2 separate regions of the Mus musculus genome follow, and region 2 is linked to region 1. A link is a loop called in an ENCODE intact Hi-C map of the cell type or tissue named here. Cell type or tissue: heart. All regions are shown on one strand.

Region 1 (8,000 bases):
CCCTTCTTATAGTCAGGAAAGCCATCTATGGGAAGGGGGTTGGAAGGTCAAGAGAAGGTAAGGGCAGGGTGTCAACAGGGAGCCTTGCTACAGAAACTGCAGCCATAGGGCAGAGGGGAGTGGCTAGACCCCATGGACAGGACCCCCAAGAACAGCCCTCAACTCACCTCTAGGGAAGACCTTGCTCTCGGTGAGGTCCAGGTCCACATCACTTCCACCGGAGTCAGAAGCATGGGAACTCTGGGGAGTAGCGGTCCCTAGGGGTGAAAAATACCACTTCAATGCCAGGGCCAGCCTACCCAGTCACTGCCTACCCAGACTTCAGATACTGAATGAGTATTCTAAGAACTCGATGCACTCTAGGGCACTTGGAGAAGGCAGGCTGTGGCAAGGGCAGGACTTACTTGCAGTGGAGACATCAGAGCTGCCGGGGGAGGGCGCTCCAGGGCCATAGGTACTGCAGTAGTAGGGACTGGCCTGGCGGCCATCATCCAGGAGTTCCTGGGCAAAAGGACTTCCCTGATCTGAGAAAAGAAGTTAAGAGCTTAGAGAGGCCCAGGATACCAGCAAGGACAGGCACGACCCTCCAGGGACCACAGAAATGACTATGGACTTATTTTCAAGTTGGGAGAGAATATCTCTAGCACTCTGGAGGAGTTACAGATGGGACAAGACAAGCTAGGGAGGAAAAAGGGAGAAAATGGGTTCTCACCAAAGGGGCCCGAGTCGCCTAGGCTCTCTTGGAAGGACATGCCATCCTTCTCCAGCAGCTCGATGATCCAGCTGAGTTCATCAGAAGAGTTGGAGGCTGGCGGAGGCAGGGAGGGAGAGCGTCACTGACCATGGTTCCGGCAGGGGCTCGATGGCTGCACCCTCCTGCCCAAGTCCCAGCCACCTCGCTCACTCTCTAGGCCCTGTGGCTCCCAGCCTAGACTTACTGAGGTCCCGAAGCTGGGCATGGAGCTGGTCTCCCAGAGGTCCAAAGACTAGCCGCAGCTCCTCCAGCGCACAGCTGCAGAGGGTGGCTCCGTCCATGTCGCAGCGGGAGAAGTCGATGGAGCTGGCGTCATACTTGTTCTTCTCCACTTGGTAGCTGATCCACTCCAGAACCTGGGTCTTCGACCAGAACTGGGGCCGCTCGCTAGTCCAGCTTGCCTTCTCTGCAAGGTGGAGTACAGCCAGAGGATCAGTCCTGTCCCTTTGGGATCTTGTCTGAGGTCCTACACAACCCGAGGAGGGGCGGAGAGGGACAGATACATATCCACAATCACAACATGGCTAGTTCTCAAGTTCATCCTCCCTTAATCTGTCACCACAGTTCTTATATTCCCACCACCTCAGCCACTACAGTCTTCTCGGGACTAGGAACACAGTCTAGCATAAATAAGGTCTTGTTTGGGTTCTTTCCCCAGTACTACACAAACATATGAATGAATAAATCCTCCCCAGCCACTAACTCCAGGATACCCTTCCTCCCTGTCCATTTATCATCTAAGAGCCTCTCAGATCATTGGTGTCCTGTCTGTAAAGATTTTACACAGCACTCACCTGGACCTTCCAGTGTCATCTGTTGGTTGTTCAGGGTCAACACCAAGTCTTCAGTGCCAAAGGTAGTCGGAGGAGCAGGAGCCAGGGTGGGGTCTTCTGAGCTGTACATGGCGTTGAAGTAGTTACTAAAAACGTTGCTGATCTCACAGGTGGCAGCCATGAGGGCCCCTGGGAAGAGGAGACAAGGTGGGGAGGGTACAGGTCAGGGTACACTTCCATTTCTGTCTGGCAAAGCCTGGGCAGCAACAGCCGAGAGGCAGGAAGTTCAGTGTTGCTGTAGACATTCTCTCTTCAACACCCCCCCCCTCCACCACACACACACAAACACACACACACCACCACCACCACCACCACCACCACCACCACCACCACCATCACCACCAAGAGCCAGCTACTTGGGGAAGCTGAGGTTGGATGCTCTCTTGAGCCTAGAAGGGTCAGGCCAGCTGGCGCCAAACTGGGAAATTCGGCTCCGAAAAATAAAAATAATCTCAAAGCGGGTGGGACCATGATACAAATTCTTCTGGGGCTCTCTCCACAAATCACGTGGGCTCCTGAACCAAAGAAGCCACCCTGTCCCTCCAAGACACCGATCTGGTCTCTGACCAGTCCCAGAATACACCCACAGTAGCCCCAACACTCCAGCTAGGAACCTCCAAGCCTGAGTGATTAAGTTCAGAACTGTAAATCCACTGGACGGTTCCTGAAGCCAGAGTTAGGGAATGTGACCGTACCGAGGTGTGTCAGGGTTCGGTGTGGCAGGCGGGTGAGCAGGCTTCTGAGGCCACAGGAAGGGAAGAAATCTAAGCGGTCGAAGGCTCCGCAGGTAGCAGTGATGAGTGTGGCCAGGGCGCTGCCCCCACCCGCTCTAAATAGAGCAAAGCAGGAGCTCCTCCCCTCCAGGTCTTCGGCGTACGTCCCCGGTTGTAACCTGAGCTGGTGGCTCATTGGATGCTGGGGATTTCCTGGCCTTCAGACTGGGCTCCCTGTCCCAGGTGATTTGCATATTCCGTGCCACTTGGCCCAGATCCTAGCAGGCGGTGCTGGGAAATCAGGCCTGGCTGGTTTAATGATTGTCAGAATCTGTCATTCCGCACCCTCTGGGGTTGGGCCCTGGGTACTGAACTGGGCAGGTGGCGGGAACATTGCAGGGGTGGGCATCTGTGCCTTAGGCTGCCCTCTGGCCCTGGAAATTCTTCCTGGGGGCCTGGCCAGGGCTGAACTGGGGAGGAGAAAGCAAGGCAAGGAATCTGAACCGGTGGCTGGGTCAAGACTGATGCTTCCAACTGTCTAGAGGTCTAGAGACAAGAAGGGCCTGGTGAAAGTTACCGAGGCTAAGGGGTTTCCTCCACAACACCCAGAAGCTGGGATTCTGAAAGCGGCTAGGCAACACACTGGGCAACATTCACGGTCCAGTGGTGGTTTGGGTCTGATAGTCTGTCTAGTCAGCTACAGAGACCATTTGCTGGCACTTTGCCTGTCTGGAGCCCACCCAAACGCGATGGTTGCTGAAGCGGTAGAGATCAGACACTACTTCAAGTCTTCCCTTGGTGCCTGTGGCGCTCTCCTCGCCTAGGGTCGGCTGGCGGTGCTGTTTGGTTTATCCGCGAGTCTGGTCTGCTCCTGATTACCCTTCTCTCCGCCCACTCCATTAGTATCTGCCTGCTGCCCTCTAGTGGTCAGAAGCCCAACATTTGAGTCATTACAAAGACAAACAGGATGCACATGTTAATTTACTGTTTACCGGGGCCCTTAAAAAACAAAAACAAATTGGGGTGGAGGAGGGCAGCGCACATCTTTAATCCCAGCACTCCTGAAGTAGAGGTAGAAGGATTTCTGAGTTCGAGGCCAGCCTTGTCTACAGAGTGAGTTCCAGGACAGCCAGGGCTACACAGAGAAACTCTGTCTTGAAAAACTAAAACTACAGAACAAAATCCCTCTGGAGATGCAGGAAATTGAACCCAGAGCTTCTTATGCAAGCATTCTACAAATGGGTTCTAGTCCCAGGATTCTGTTCATTTTTGAAACTTTGTCTAGCTACATATACCAGGCTGGCCTCAAACTCAAGAGACAGGCTCTAGAGATGGGTTAAAGGGTAACTACCCAGACCAACACCAGAAACCTTTTTAATATAACTATCCTCATCCAAAAACATCCAATAAGCAATGTGGGGCTGCTGAGATAGCTCAGTGGATAAGGATACCTGCTGCTAAGGATGCTATGGATGGACCCGTGTTCCATCCATACATGATAAAAGGAGAAAACTGACTCCTGTAATGTGGTACTCTGACCTTTATGTGCAAGTGTACACACACATACACACTAAACAAACAAGATATACACACACACACACACATATACACACACACATGTTTGCATCTTTTTTGAGACATGGTCTTTACATAGTTCTAGCTATCCTGGGACTTACTATGTGGCTAGCCTCCAACTCAGAACTCTACCTACCTCTGCCTCCCCAGTACTGGGATTAAAGGCACGCCCACTATGCCTGGCTGTAAGCATGGTTTTAAAAATATTTTTAAAAAGCACTGTTGGACACATGTGGAGATGCATCCCTTTAATCTCTCAACTCCCAAGGCAAGTGGACCTCTGCGAGCTGAAGGCCAAGCCTGGACTACATAGTGAGTTCTAGGTTATCAAGGGCTACATAGTAGTGAGACTCTTTCAAAAGAGAGAGAGAGAGAGAGAGTGAGAGAGAGAGAGAGAGAGAGAGAGAGAGAGAAGAAAAGAAATGATATATAGTTGTTGTCTTGATAAGTGGTTTGTTCAGGCTACCAAATTTGGAAAGTGACAAGCAGTTGTTGGTGCCTTTTCCCTCTGGCTACAACCATCCCACTCAGGGAATTTTTAAAGGGATATAGTAAGTGAGAATTCCAGTCACTTACCCTGGAATGTGGGAGTACAGCTGGTAGAGCGATTATTGCCTAGCAAAAGATATGCATGTGTCTGGAATTCCAGCGCTCAGGGTCAGTCAGTCTCAGCTACATTTGAGTTTGGGGCTATCTTAGGCTACAGTAGATTGTCTCAAAAGCAAAACCATAAAATTAGCAAAGAATCGAGGGTGTGGGACTCGATAAGCCATTAGATGTCTTGCGGCTCCAACTGGTTTGTTTTGCGTTGCCTGAGGAGATAGCTTCGGAGGCTATATGAATTGAGTAAGTTCTCTACACTGAACTGTCAGCATTTCCTGCATCTACGTTATAAGATCTGTGTCTTCTCCTCTCTCCACCCCATTTACAGACACACGACCCCCAGGTAGACCTCAAACGAAAGGAGATTCCTTTCTCTTCTAGGTACCCCATTGTCCCAGGACACAATCTGCCCACCCCCATAGGCTCCACTCTTCATCTTCAGAACGACAGGCTCCTTTCCTCTAGGTCAGGGCTGCTGGAAAACCAAGGGCTCTGGGTAGGATTTTCTCTGGCCCTTCAGGGGACCTCCTCCAAGCAGCCTGAGGCAGACACACCCTCTACCCAGTCACTTACCCTGGAATGTGGGAGAACCAGCTTTTAGCCTCTTGGCTACTCACGTGCTCCTTCCCCTAAGAACACCTGGTTGGGTCTCCAGAGCAAAGAGGAAGAAGACCACAAAGAGTCCATCAGCTAGCTCCCTTGCCTTCACGGGGCTTCCGCTCAGGAGAGGCAAAGCTGCAGAAATCTTAGAGCTAGCGCATCCCCCTGAGTATTGATTCCGTCCACAGTCAAATGGAGGAGAAAAGTGAGAAAGAATTGGGTGAGGTCAGTGCCTTGGAAGGATCCAAGACTATGATGGGAGCAGCTGCGGAGCGATAGCCTGCCTATGCATGTGCTGAGCATGGCGCATGGCGGGGGAGCCTGATGCTTTTCCTCTTTAATCCTCAGTAGCACAGCTTCAACCCCAGTCCTGTAAAAGCACAAGCAGACCCAATAGGATTCCAGCAGAACCAAGACAGCTGGTGAAACAGGACACGTAACTCCCATGCTATAAACCGTGAGTGGAAGTTCACCAGTGGTGGCGCACGCCTTTAGTCCCAGCACTCAGTAGGCAGAGGCAGGCAGATCTCTTGAGTTCGAGGCTAGACTGGTCTACACAGCTAGTTCCAAGACAGCCAGGGATACACAGAGAAGCTATCTCAAAAAACAAAATATTGACAGGTCTCAGGACTGACAGGATAAGTGTGAAGGCAAGGGAAGGAAGGGGCCATGGGACAGTCCTGAGAAAGATCAGCTGTGAAGTCGGCTATGAATGTCAGCTCTCCCCCCCCCCCCTGCACTTCTGGGCCCTCTTTGGCCTGTAGCTCACAGCTGCCTCTGTTGGTGAGGCAGAGGCATCGTCATGCTTCCCACCTGTCAGAGATGGAACCTCAGCTTTGTCTCCACCTTTGTGTAGGGACAGGTGAAGCCAGATGGGGACCAGCTCAAAGTCCCCTGTGTTTAGGAAAGACAACTTAAACTTATCTTAGCACGCTCTCTTGTCATTCCCATTCTCAAACCAAGATGATGACTGCTTCCACCTCCGTGTAGAACCAGGAAATCAGAGTTCAGCTATAGTCACTCAGCAGACTCTGCCAGTCCCGACCCATTACCACAGTTAGGGAGGATCTGGGGCAGGGGAGGCCTAGCAAAGCCCCAGGGGTCTGAGGGGGGACAGAGGAAGAGGAGAACACCCTCGTGTGGGCAGGCAACCGTGCACATATGACACAGAGGGTCGCCAGCAGGATAAAGTCAACGGTGACTGGCTCCTGCATATAACCCCAGCACTCAGGAGGCAGAAGGATCACCACAGGTCTGAGCCTGGTTCACATAGTGAATTCCAGGCCAGAAAGGACTGCATAATGAGTTTCACAAAACCACAAAAACCCAGGGCTGGTGAGATGGCCTCCGGGTAAGAATACTTGCCACTAAGCTGGTGACCCAGGCTTGATCTCTGGAACCCACCTAGTGGTACAAGAGAAGCAACTTCCACAAGTTGTCTTCTGACCTCCACGTGTGCATCACAACACACACACACACACACACACACACACACACACACACACACACACACACCATTTCTTAAACATAAATAACAATAAATGAGTCATTCTATAACTCCAACTTATCTACTTCTTGCTTAAAAACATTTATTTAAAGTGAAAAAGAATGACATTTTACTCTCTGCAGCCTGGGCTAGGGGGAGCATGGGAGGCCTCCTAGGACTCTCAGGACTCTCTAGACCAGAAGCCGCCACCAGGGCAGAGACCCAAACCCAAAGAACAGAAGCTCCGGGGCACTGGAGTGAGAACATGAATTTGGGAAGGAGCAGTTCTTCAGGAAGCCTGTGAAGCCTTTCTGAGGCAGGGACCACCCAGGCGAAGCCTCTAACTGTCCTTGGGCGCCAGGATCTGCTGGACATAGTTGACGACGTTGCTGTGGAGCTGGGAAGCAGTGGCGGCAAAGGTGTCCTTGGCCAGGGTCCGGGCCATCTCACTGCCACCCATCATGGCGTGGTACAGAGGCAGAGTGTACTTCTGCTTTCCCTGTAAGAAACAGACACCCGTCCTCAGTAGCTTACTCAGTGGGTCTACCCAGCCCCTCCTCCTCCAACTGCAGCCATGGTCTGAGGACAAGAAGGGTGTGGGGATCAGAGCAGGGAATGAAGTGCTTCCCGTGAGAAGGACTGATTTTGGCATCTTCTAGGGTGTGGAGGACGGTCCTGGGGGAATAAGTTAAGTGTGAACCTCCAATCACGGTAGCGAGGGACCATCTACGAGTACAAATGGCGGTTGACAGAATGGGACTACAAACTTTTGGAAAGTTGGAGGCAGTCAGTCACCAAAACAATGACAGCCAAAACCCAGGGCCATGTAAGGTCCATCCGCCTGCAATTAAGCCAAAATTCACATCACTGTGAGGCAGCTGCAGGGCAAGCTTGGGAGCTCCAGAGGCTTGGCCACGGGCCAGAGGGGTCAAAGGCCCCTCCCACAGATCTCCCTTTCCCTCTCCACACAGACTCCACGACAGACAGAAGAAGCTGTCGTGGCTTTGGATCCACTTGGTTCCTCCTTGCTGTGGGTTTGAGGATGCCCAGTGCATCGGAGAGCCTTTCACTCTCACAGGCATCTGCTGGCACAAGAACCTTGCCCTTCACTCCCCGCCTTTGTTCTTTGGCATGACCAGTCCTCATATTACCCATTGCTCTCTTCCTGCTTCTGGTTAGCTCTAACTAGCTTCATCCCTTAGGTTTCACCAAAAACCCGATGTCCAAAAACCTGCAACTTTCTCTTCCCGCAGGATGAAGCTCCCGGGAGTTACACCAGCACCAGCCTGATTAGGAGGGTCCCTCAGAAGCCAGACCCACTTCCTCTGAAGCACAGACCCACGTGGCTCTCCCGCCGGAAGACTTCAGGTATGATAATGGAGGTCCCCAGCCTTTGAGGGGACCAGGGATGTAACTACCCACCTGGCTCTGCAGGA
Region 2 (8,000 bases), 110 kb before region 1:
TATTTTATTTTATTTTATTTTATTTTATTTTATTTTTTGGTTTTTGAGATCAAATTTCATATAACCCAGGCTGACCTCAAACTTACTATTTAGCTGAGGCTGACCTTGAACTCTTAATTCTTCCCCCTCCACCTGAATTCGGGGGTTTTAGGAACCCTGCAGAACATTGCTATGCCATCTCCATGAGGAGCTGTGAGGCAGGCCCTGGACCCACCCCTGTGGATGACTGTACATCCAGGGGGCTCAGAGGACTTTCAAAATCCAGCTGCAGTTCTCAGATGAGGATTCCCTGCTATTCCTTGTCACTGGGCATTGGGCCTTCAGAGGCAGGGGAGTGGCTCGCTCATCTGGTACACCTGGAGCACGTCACTGAGGCTTCCAGGCACTGACTGAGAACTGATCATCTCCTGCTCTTTGTCTAGTGGTCAGAGCCCCTGGTCTCTGTATGGGACTCAAGCAAAGTAGTCTACTACCTGGTAGGAGACAAAAAGCTGTGGTACAGGCACACGATCATCACCCTCAGCTTCCAGGTACATCAACCCTCTCCTGTGTGGCCTCCATCTGTCTCTCCTGCTCCCACCTGTGACCGTGACGGGAAGGTGACCTGGGAGGAGTTAGGGCTGGCCTTATTTGAAGCCTGTGTCTACTTTAGATTAACCCAGAGATTTCAAACACAATGAATGCAGGGAGAGAAAAATACCAGACATTGAAAGGAATTATGGGAGCTGGAATTATTCTCAGCTCATTCTGTAAACATTAACACTGTTACTCTAGACCTGGCTCCTCTCCCCCAGAAAGCTCTCAGCCCAGAGAGGAGACACACATGTAGGTAAATAATAGGCTGTGGATTATCCATGGTAGAGGATAACAGATGAATACTAATATGTGTTGCATTTTGTGGGTGGTGAATTTAGTCCCAACCCACCTATTCAGACATAGTCTATTTATGTAGCCAAGGCTGTCCTAGATCTCCCTATGTAGACCAGGATGGCCTCACAGAGATCCACCTGCCTCTGCCTCCCAAGTGCTGGGATTAAGGGTGTGCGCCACCACTGCCCGGCTCCTCATTTTTAAAAAACATTTTACTACTACTTTGATAATCTCTGCTTTCCTGGCCATGTCTCTTGTGGTGAGCCTCTTTTCCTGAGAAGTAATGTATTCTAACTCAACTGGAGACTAAGTAAAGGGGCTTCTTTTAACAAGAACTGTAGGTTAGACCTTGGGAATAGCTTTCTCCCTGTCTAGACTGAGAGACCCTGAGATTACCTAAGGGCTAGCTAGTGACCTCTTCCCCATAGACCTCCAGATGTGGACGGCATGTAAGTTGATGACATCCATGCTCCCTGAAAGCAGAAGACATTCAAGAGGAAATCTGAGGTCACCTAAAAGTCGCCCTGCAACCTCTTGCTCTGGACCCACCAGGGAGGGCCATCACATCTGGGTCCTGACAATGTTTGCATCTTTTCCAATCCTGGCTCTCTTCTCTCTAGTCAGGACAGTTCAATGAGGACATGATCCCCACTGTGGGTTTCAACATGCGAAAAATCACCAAAGGGAATGTGACCATCAAGGTGAGGGAGGGCGACAGCGGCACCTGGGAAGTGCCAGCCAGGGGAGGGGAGGGTGGCAACCGGCTGGGCTGCTGGAGGACTGGGGAAAGGGAGCTGAAGATAGGCACTGTAGACGTAGGAGGGGGAAGGAGCTGTGACCTTAGGGTGGGGGGAGACTGCAGAAGGGAAGCTAAGAACCCAATGGCTTTCAGTTGTCTGCCTGCTCCTGAGGCCACCTTCTCCCTATCCTCTTCTCTCTCAGCTCTGGGACATTGGGGGGCAGCCCCGTTTCCGAAGCATGTGGGAACGCTACTGCAGAGGAGTGAGCGCCATTGTGTAAGTAGGGTCTCCCCACCCTCCCGCCTGCAAGCCATCAGGCCTGATGCAGAACCACACACATGGTCCCTGTTAATGCCTGCTGCCTGGACGTGGCCTGCTTTTATTATTTTGCATACTGTTTATTTGAATATATATATATTTTTAAAAAAGAATTTATATTTTTTTAAAAAAGAAAATTGTAATATATATACAGATCTGATCAGCCAGCCTACAGTGTCTCTCCCAATCCAAATCACCATGTCTTGAATTTTGGGTAGTTTAAGTGACTCCTTCCTTTGCCTGTTAATTTTATCCAGACAAGGGATGTAACTTGGTCTGAAAGCTCTAGCATATATAAGGCTCTGGGTTCAACTCCAGTCTCACACACACTCTGGATTCAACTCCAGCCCCCCTCCCCCCACCTCACATACACACACAAATAAAAAAAAGTATGCCCAGTTTAGTTTTCTTAATAGAATAAACAGTGTTTTGTCTTTTTGTTTTTTGAGACAGGATCTAACTATGTAGACCCGTCTGGCCTGGATCTCACTATATAGAAAGACCATGCTGCCCTCTAACTCATAGACTTCCCCCTCTCACGTGCTAGGATTAAATGCATGCATACCATTCCCAGTTTAAACTTTTTTTTTTTTTTGGTATATTTTGTTTTGTTTTGTTTTTCAGACAGGGTTCTTCTGTGTGGTCTTGGCTGTCTTGGAACTCGCTCTGTAGACCAGGCTGGCCTTGAACTCACAAGAGATCTACCTGTCTCTGCCTCCTGATCAGCTTAAACCTGAGTTTTTATACAAGCATTGTAGCCAGGTGGTGGTAGCTGGCACATGCCTTTAATCCCAGCACGCAGGTGGCAGAGGTAGGCTGATCTCTTGAGTTGGTGGCTAGCCTGATCTACATAGTTCCAGGACAGCCAGGGCTACACAGAGAAAAAAAACCCTGTCTCAAAAAAAAAAAAAAGAAAAGAAAAGAAAAAAGGAAGGAAGGAAAGAAAGAAAGAAAAAGAAAATAGCATTGTACCCTGTCCCTTGGTAGGGAGGCCTTTCCTTTTCTACTCTGGTCCTATCTAGGCTTTCCATGAAAATGTAAATGGGTCACTTTGGGCCCGACTCACAGCTAATCCTACAGGCTCCAGTTCCACAGAGGACTGAGCCTGCAGTGCTTCACACCTATGTTTGGGAAAGTGTTCTCTGAGTCAGACCAGGGTAGTCCATTTCTCCAGAGGCGACCAGGCTGGAACTGGAGGCCTTCTTCCCCTCAGCAGCTCCTCTTCCTGTGTGCCTCAACCCACGGTATCCCTCACTGCCTTCCCCAGGTATATGGTGGATGCTGCGGATCAGGAGAAGATCGAGGCCTCCAAGAATGAGCTCCACAACCTGCTAGACAAGCCACAGCTACAAGGCATCCCGGTCAGCTGGAGATGGAGCGGGTGGGAGAGGGAGCTGATCAGAAATCACGGGGCGGGGGCGGGGGAGGGGGGGAGCGCCGTACAGCCGAGGTACCCAGGTATCCTTGCTCTAACTCTCCCCGGCTTGCTTCCTGTATAGGTCTTAGTCCTTGGTAACAAGCGAGACCTCGCCGGAGCGCTAGATGAGAAGGAGCTAATCGAGAAAATGTGAGCTGAGTGGCCTTTCTTTGTGTGCTTCAGCTCCCCCAAATTCCCCAGCTGCCGAAGGCTTCTGGGCTGGGCTTGTTGCTGTTCTTGGTGTTTACCACATGGTGGCAGCAGAACGTATCTTTCCCAGAAGCCTCGCCCTCCTCTTGTAGACCTTTTACTGAGAAAAACACCCTGCCCTTCCCTGGTCCCTTAACTGCTCCAGCATCCGCTGACTCCTCTCTGGTCTTCCCGCAGGAACCTGTCTGCTATCCAGGACCGAGAGATCTGCTGCTACTCCATATCCTGCAAAGAGAAGGACAACATAGGTGCGTGGCTTGGGGAAGTTGCTGGCACTCTGCCAGGAGTGGCTGGGCTGAAGGGAAAGATACTTCTGATGCGGTATCTGGGAAGTCCATACCGAGCCACTTTGTCCTTGGGTGCAGCAGGCAGCTAGGAGGCCCCAGTTCTGGGTGTTACCCTAGCCCTGCCCCCTCTTCCACTTCTGAGATTGGTTAGAGCAGGTATTCCAGTCCCTTCTTTGCTAGCTGTGGCTTTGTGTCTTTTATATCACTAGCTTGGAGCTTTTGGTGCGGGGGGTGGGGGTGGGGGGGGGTGGAGCTGGGGGTGGGGGGTGGGGGGGGGTGGGGTCACAGCTCTAAGCTTGATCCAGGCTGCCATTGCAGGAACCTGGCTTAACTGTTCATACCTCCCAGGCCCTTCTCACACAGGGAGGCCTTACAACTTTCTCTCTTGTCTCCCCTCAGACATCACCCTACAGTGGCTTATTCAACACTCAAAGTCACGGAGAAGCTGAGACTGTGGCTCTTCTTCTGACTAGGGACCACAGTCACCTAACCTGAAGCCGAGCTCCCCGCCCACCCTGTTGTCTCTCCCTAAGCCCACTCCTCCTCACCCAGTGTGGGGAGGGCCCTCTGGGGCTCCTAGAGCCCTATTCTGCTGAGGTTTCAACTCCTGTTTTTATTGTAAAATAATTGCCCTCTCCCCAAGTCTGGTCCCCTAACCTCTCTCCCTTGCTCTCTTTTTCCCTTCAGCTACCCCACTCCCCTCCCTGTCAACAGCCCTGGCCCCGCAAGCCCTCTCCTCACTCTCTGCCCCACCCTCCTCTTCCCCTTTCAACACTCTGTTATTGTCCTGTGTGTACAGTATATATATGTATATATATTTTAATTTTTTAATTTAAGCAAAGACTAAGATCAACCATTTGATGCTGCAGGGGCCAATCGGGACCTGGGAGGGGCAAACTGGAAAGGCAGAGAGAGATGCAGGGTCGATGTGGGGCAAGTTCATATGCAGAAGAGGGGAGACTGCCACATAGGGCAGTGGTTGTCCCCATGTCCTGTAAAGTATCTCTGTCTCCCAGTGGAGGACCTGAATTTGAAGGCCAGCAGGAGCCTCCTTTTCTGTCCCCAGCCTTGATAGGGCCACCAGGTACAACCAGGTCTAAGAGGGAGGACCAGGGTCCATGTCGTCCCAGCAACCCCCACTGTCACTGTTCCTGGCCCCAGGTCCTGCCCCTACCCAGGGTCCCCACCTCCACGGCCCATCTCATTTTCTGTTCTCATTTCACAGAGTTGTACAAGGAGAGAACTCAGCATGGGAGGGTTGGTTCTTTGGTTTTGTTTGTTTGTTTGTTTGTTTGTTTAATTTAATAATTTGTAAAGTGATGTTCCTCTTCCTTTTTACAGTTTTCAGCTCATATTTAACCTCTGTTTGGAAAACGATCCTTGTAACTGTACATTTTTTTTTTTGCCTCCTAATAATGACAACAATAAATTACCAATTTTGTGTTGGGGGGTGTGTATGGTGCTGGTTGTTTCCCACAGATATCACCGACCAGCGGACCCACAGGGGCATGAGCACCACTACACATCATACACAGGGATGACCACAGGGTGCCACACCTACAGGGAACACATACTCACGCTCTCTGGAAACACAGTGGCCTATCACGTGTGCTCACACTGGGACAGCAGCCCACACGTGTTTCTGGGCCCTGCTTGTTGTCTGCTTCTCACTCCTGTACGCTGACAGCTGCCAAGTGGCACTAAGCAGGTCTGTTAGAGGAGCTGCCCAGACCTGGGCCTTTCATGTGGCATTCAAACTGAATTGCTCTCCATCATAAACACTTAAGCTCATGGCCCCCTCTCAGTCTACACCTGCTTGTTCCCATATAGCCAGAGTGGAGCCAGAACAGAACTCTGCATCCTCTCATCACACTCAGTGCCCACCAAGAAGAAATCAAATGTCCTCAGGGGTATACTGGGCCTGCAGAGTCTTCCTTTGTCATCCTTGCTGTCCATGCTATTGGTCTCTTGGAAAGGACCCAACCAGGGCTGGAGAGATGGCTCAGCCGTTAAAGGCTAGGCTCACAACCAAAAATCTAAGAAAAGGACCCAACCATTTGTTAACTCGATGGATAGAATTCCTACCCTGCCTGTCTAGCTGGAGCTCACAGCCTCAGTTCTTGTGGGCCCTCCTTGATCCAATGTGAATCCAACCACAGCTAGTTTTATACTGACCCTCGATCTCTTGGGTCCCCCTCCCCCACTCCCTGTTCTGCCTCCCCTTTGCCTGGAAATAGAGACTGGAATGTTCCGTGTAGAATAAGCAATCTCTTCACCCTGCATCTGCAGTAAGAAACAGCCACATCTGTCCTTGGTTTGTGAGAGGATTTGGGTGAGGCCACTACTCAGCCGTGAATATATCCAGCCTGGAAGAGGATCTCTTATTGCTGGGGGGATTTGAAGACAGGGTCTGGAGATTTAGCTCATTGACAGAGCGCTGATGGAGCATACAATAGACCAGGCCCTGGCTTCCATTGACTGCATGGGGGAAAAAGATTTGAGGAAAAACTGGATGGTGTTTGCTGCTTCTCAGGAGCTTTCCAACCCCTTACAAGGATAAGATGCACCCCCTAGGGGCTGGAGAGATGGCTCAGTGGTTAAGAGCACTGATGCTTTTCCAGAGGTCCTGAGTTCAATTCCTAGCAACCACATGGTGGCTCACAACTGTCTGTAACAGGATCCAATACCCTCTTTGGTGTGTCTGAAGACAGCAACAATGTACTCACATATATAAAATAAATCTTTAAAAAAAAAAAAAATGTGACCCTTAGTTGGGAAGGAGGATGGGCCCAGGCTCTGTCTTTTGCCTTGCCTGCTTCAAGGAAGTCGCTGTGCTTCTATGCCTATATCTGGAGAGGACCATTGTTCTCAGCCATTGAGGATGTTGCAGCACTGAGCTGCCGCTTGGGTCCTGTGTTCTCCAGATGCGATTTGATGATGAGCCTGTTATCACTGCATGCAAAATCAGTACCCTGCACAGTGAATTCATACAACAGGCATGCAGCGGGGGCTAAACAACCTGTTCTTGGATAGGGAATAAACTATGGATAGTATGCATATAAACCTACATGTATAAACAACATCATGGTTGGGTCCTCTGAGGGCAAAAGTAGATGAGTTAATATCTGGCCAAGGGGCTGGAGAGGTGGCTCAGAGCATGTACTGCTCTTCCAGAGGACACAGGTTTGGCTCCTAGGACATGTGTCAGGTGACTTCTGACCTATGTGGGTACTGTGTCCATGTGCACATACTCCACACACATACACATGATTAAAAATGGTAAAAAAAAAAAAAAAAAAAAAAAGTAGTTTAAAAGCAAGTCTAAGCCGGGCGGTGGTGGCACATGCCTTTAATCCCAGCACTTGGGAGGCAGAAGCAGGCGGATTTCTGAGTTCGAGGCCAGCCTGGTCTACAAAGTGAGTTCCAGGACAGCCAGGGCTATACAGAGAAACTCTATCTCGAAAAAACAAAAACAAAAAAGCAAGTCTATTCCATATTGCTAGAGATTTGAATCCCAAAAGGCACTGAACTTTGCCAGATGCTTAGAACACCATCCTCTTCCTCTTTAACAATGGGCATGGGTCCCAGAGCTTGGAGCACACTCGGCAAGGAGTCTACCCCTGGGCTCCAGCTCCAGCATATGATGCATCTGGCCTCATTTAATGACCATAGGCCTCTGTGAAGGAGAGATCGTTCCGGTTTCCAGAGTGAGAAGCTGAGACTGAGGTTGAAGCAGGTATACTCAGGGCCCAGGGTGACGGGTGGAGCCGAGACAGAACAAAGATAACCCGTGGGGAATGTCAGGGGATGCCTCTCCCCTGGCATCGGGCTCCGAGGACTGTGGATGTCATCATCTTTTTCCTGAGCATCCCAGCTCAAAGCCACTGCCCACCCTTGAGCAACAACCCCTCCCCCTGAAGCCTGGGACCCCTGAACAACAAATCCCACATTGTTCCTTGGCTGGCTCAGGCTGGAGGGATAGTGGCTCTTTCCCAAGACTGGCTGGACTGCTGACTAGCTTTGCAAGCCATTCACGTTGGCAGGCTTGGAAGGTGGCAACGGGGTAGGGTCTAAGAGCCACCATCTCCCGCCTCCCCCCTCCCATTCCCCTTCAGCTCTGGGCCAGCCAGCAGGCAAGAGGGAGGTCCAGAGTGTGCC

Evidence for each region. A loop is a pair of places that touch in the nucleus more often than their neighbours do. Peaks named below come from ENCODE experiments on the same cell type or tissue, not always from the same donor. Only the 100,000 strongest peaks of a DNase experiment are listed, where the experiment ranks them.
Region 2: a loop joins it to region 1, with 8 times the contacts of the local background. A loop is called at or near these places in 4 of 42 quality-filtered maps.

The regions. Positions count from the first base shown.
Region 1 is chr1:135,256,067-135,264,066 of GRCm38, forward strand. Elf3 (E74-like factor 3) reads right to left here and starts at 2,406. Exons shown (of 9, transcript NM_007921.3): 1 at 2,283-2,406; 2 at 1,549-1,716; 3 at 939-1,160; 4 at 713-808; 5 at 405-524; 6 at 168-257; 7 at 1-25. The coding sequence starts at 1,708. Rnpep (arginyl aminopeptidase (aminopeptidase B)) reads right to left here. Exons shown (of 11, transcript NM_145417.3): 10 at 7,987-8,000; 11 at 6,633-7,063. The coding sequence ends at 6,905. In heart, CTCF peaks have their summits at 432 and 3,234 (motif pointing left); DNase peaks (open chromatin) are centred at 2,395 and 3,135; H3K4me3 peaks cover 1,331 bases; H3K27ac peaks cover 1,753 bases; H3K27me3 peaks cover 1,877 bases.
Region 2 is chr1:135,150,981-135,158,980 of GRCm38, forward strand. It overlaps Arl8a (ADP-ribosylation factor-like 8A), which reads left to right. Exons shown (of 7, transcript NM_026823.2): 2 at 1,491-1,571; 3 at 1,813-1,886; 4 at 3,196-3,289; 5 at 3,428-3,495; 6 at 3,733-3,803; 7 at 4,242-5,288. The coding sequence ends at 4,291. Among named protein-coding and RNA genes, the nearest start is that of Arl8a, 8.1 kb to the left of the region's middle. In heart, a CTCF peak has its summit at 3,591 (motif pointing right); DNase peaks (open chromatin) are centred at 3,621 and 5,501; H3K4me3 peaks cover 1,317 bases; H3K27ac peaks cover 1,230 bases; H3K27me3 peaks cover 2,591 bases.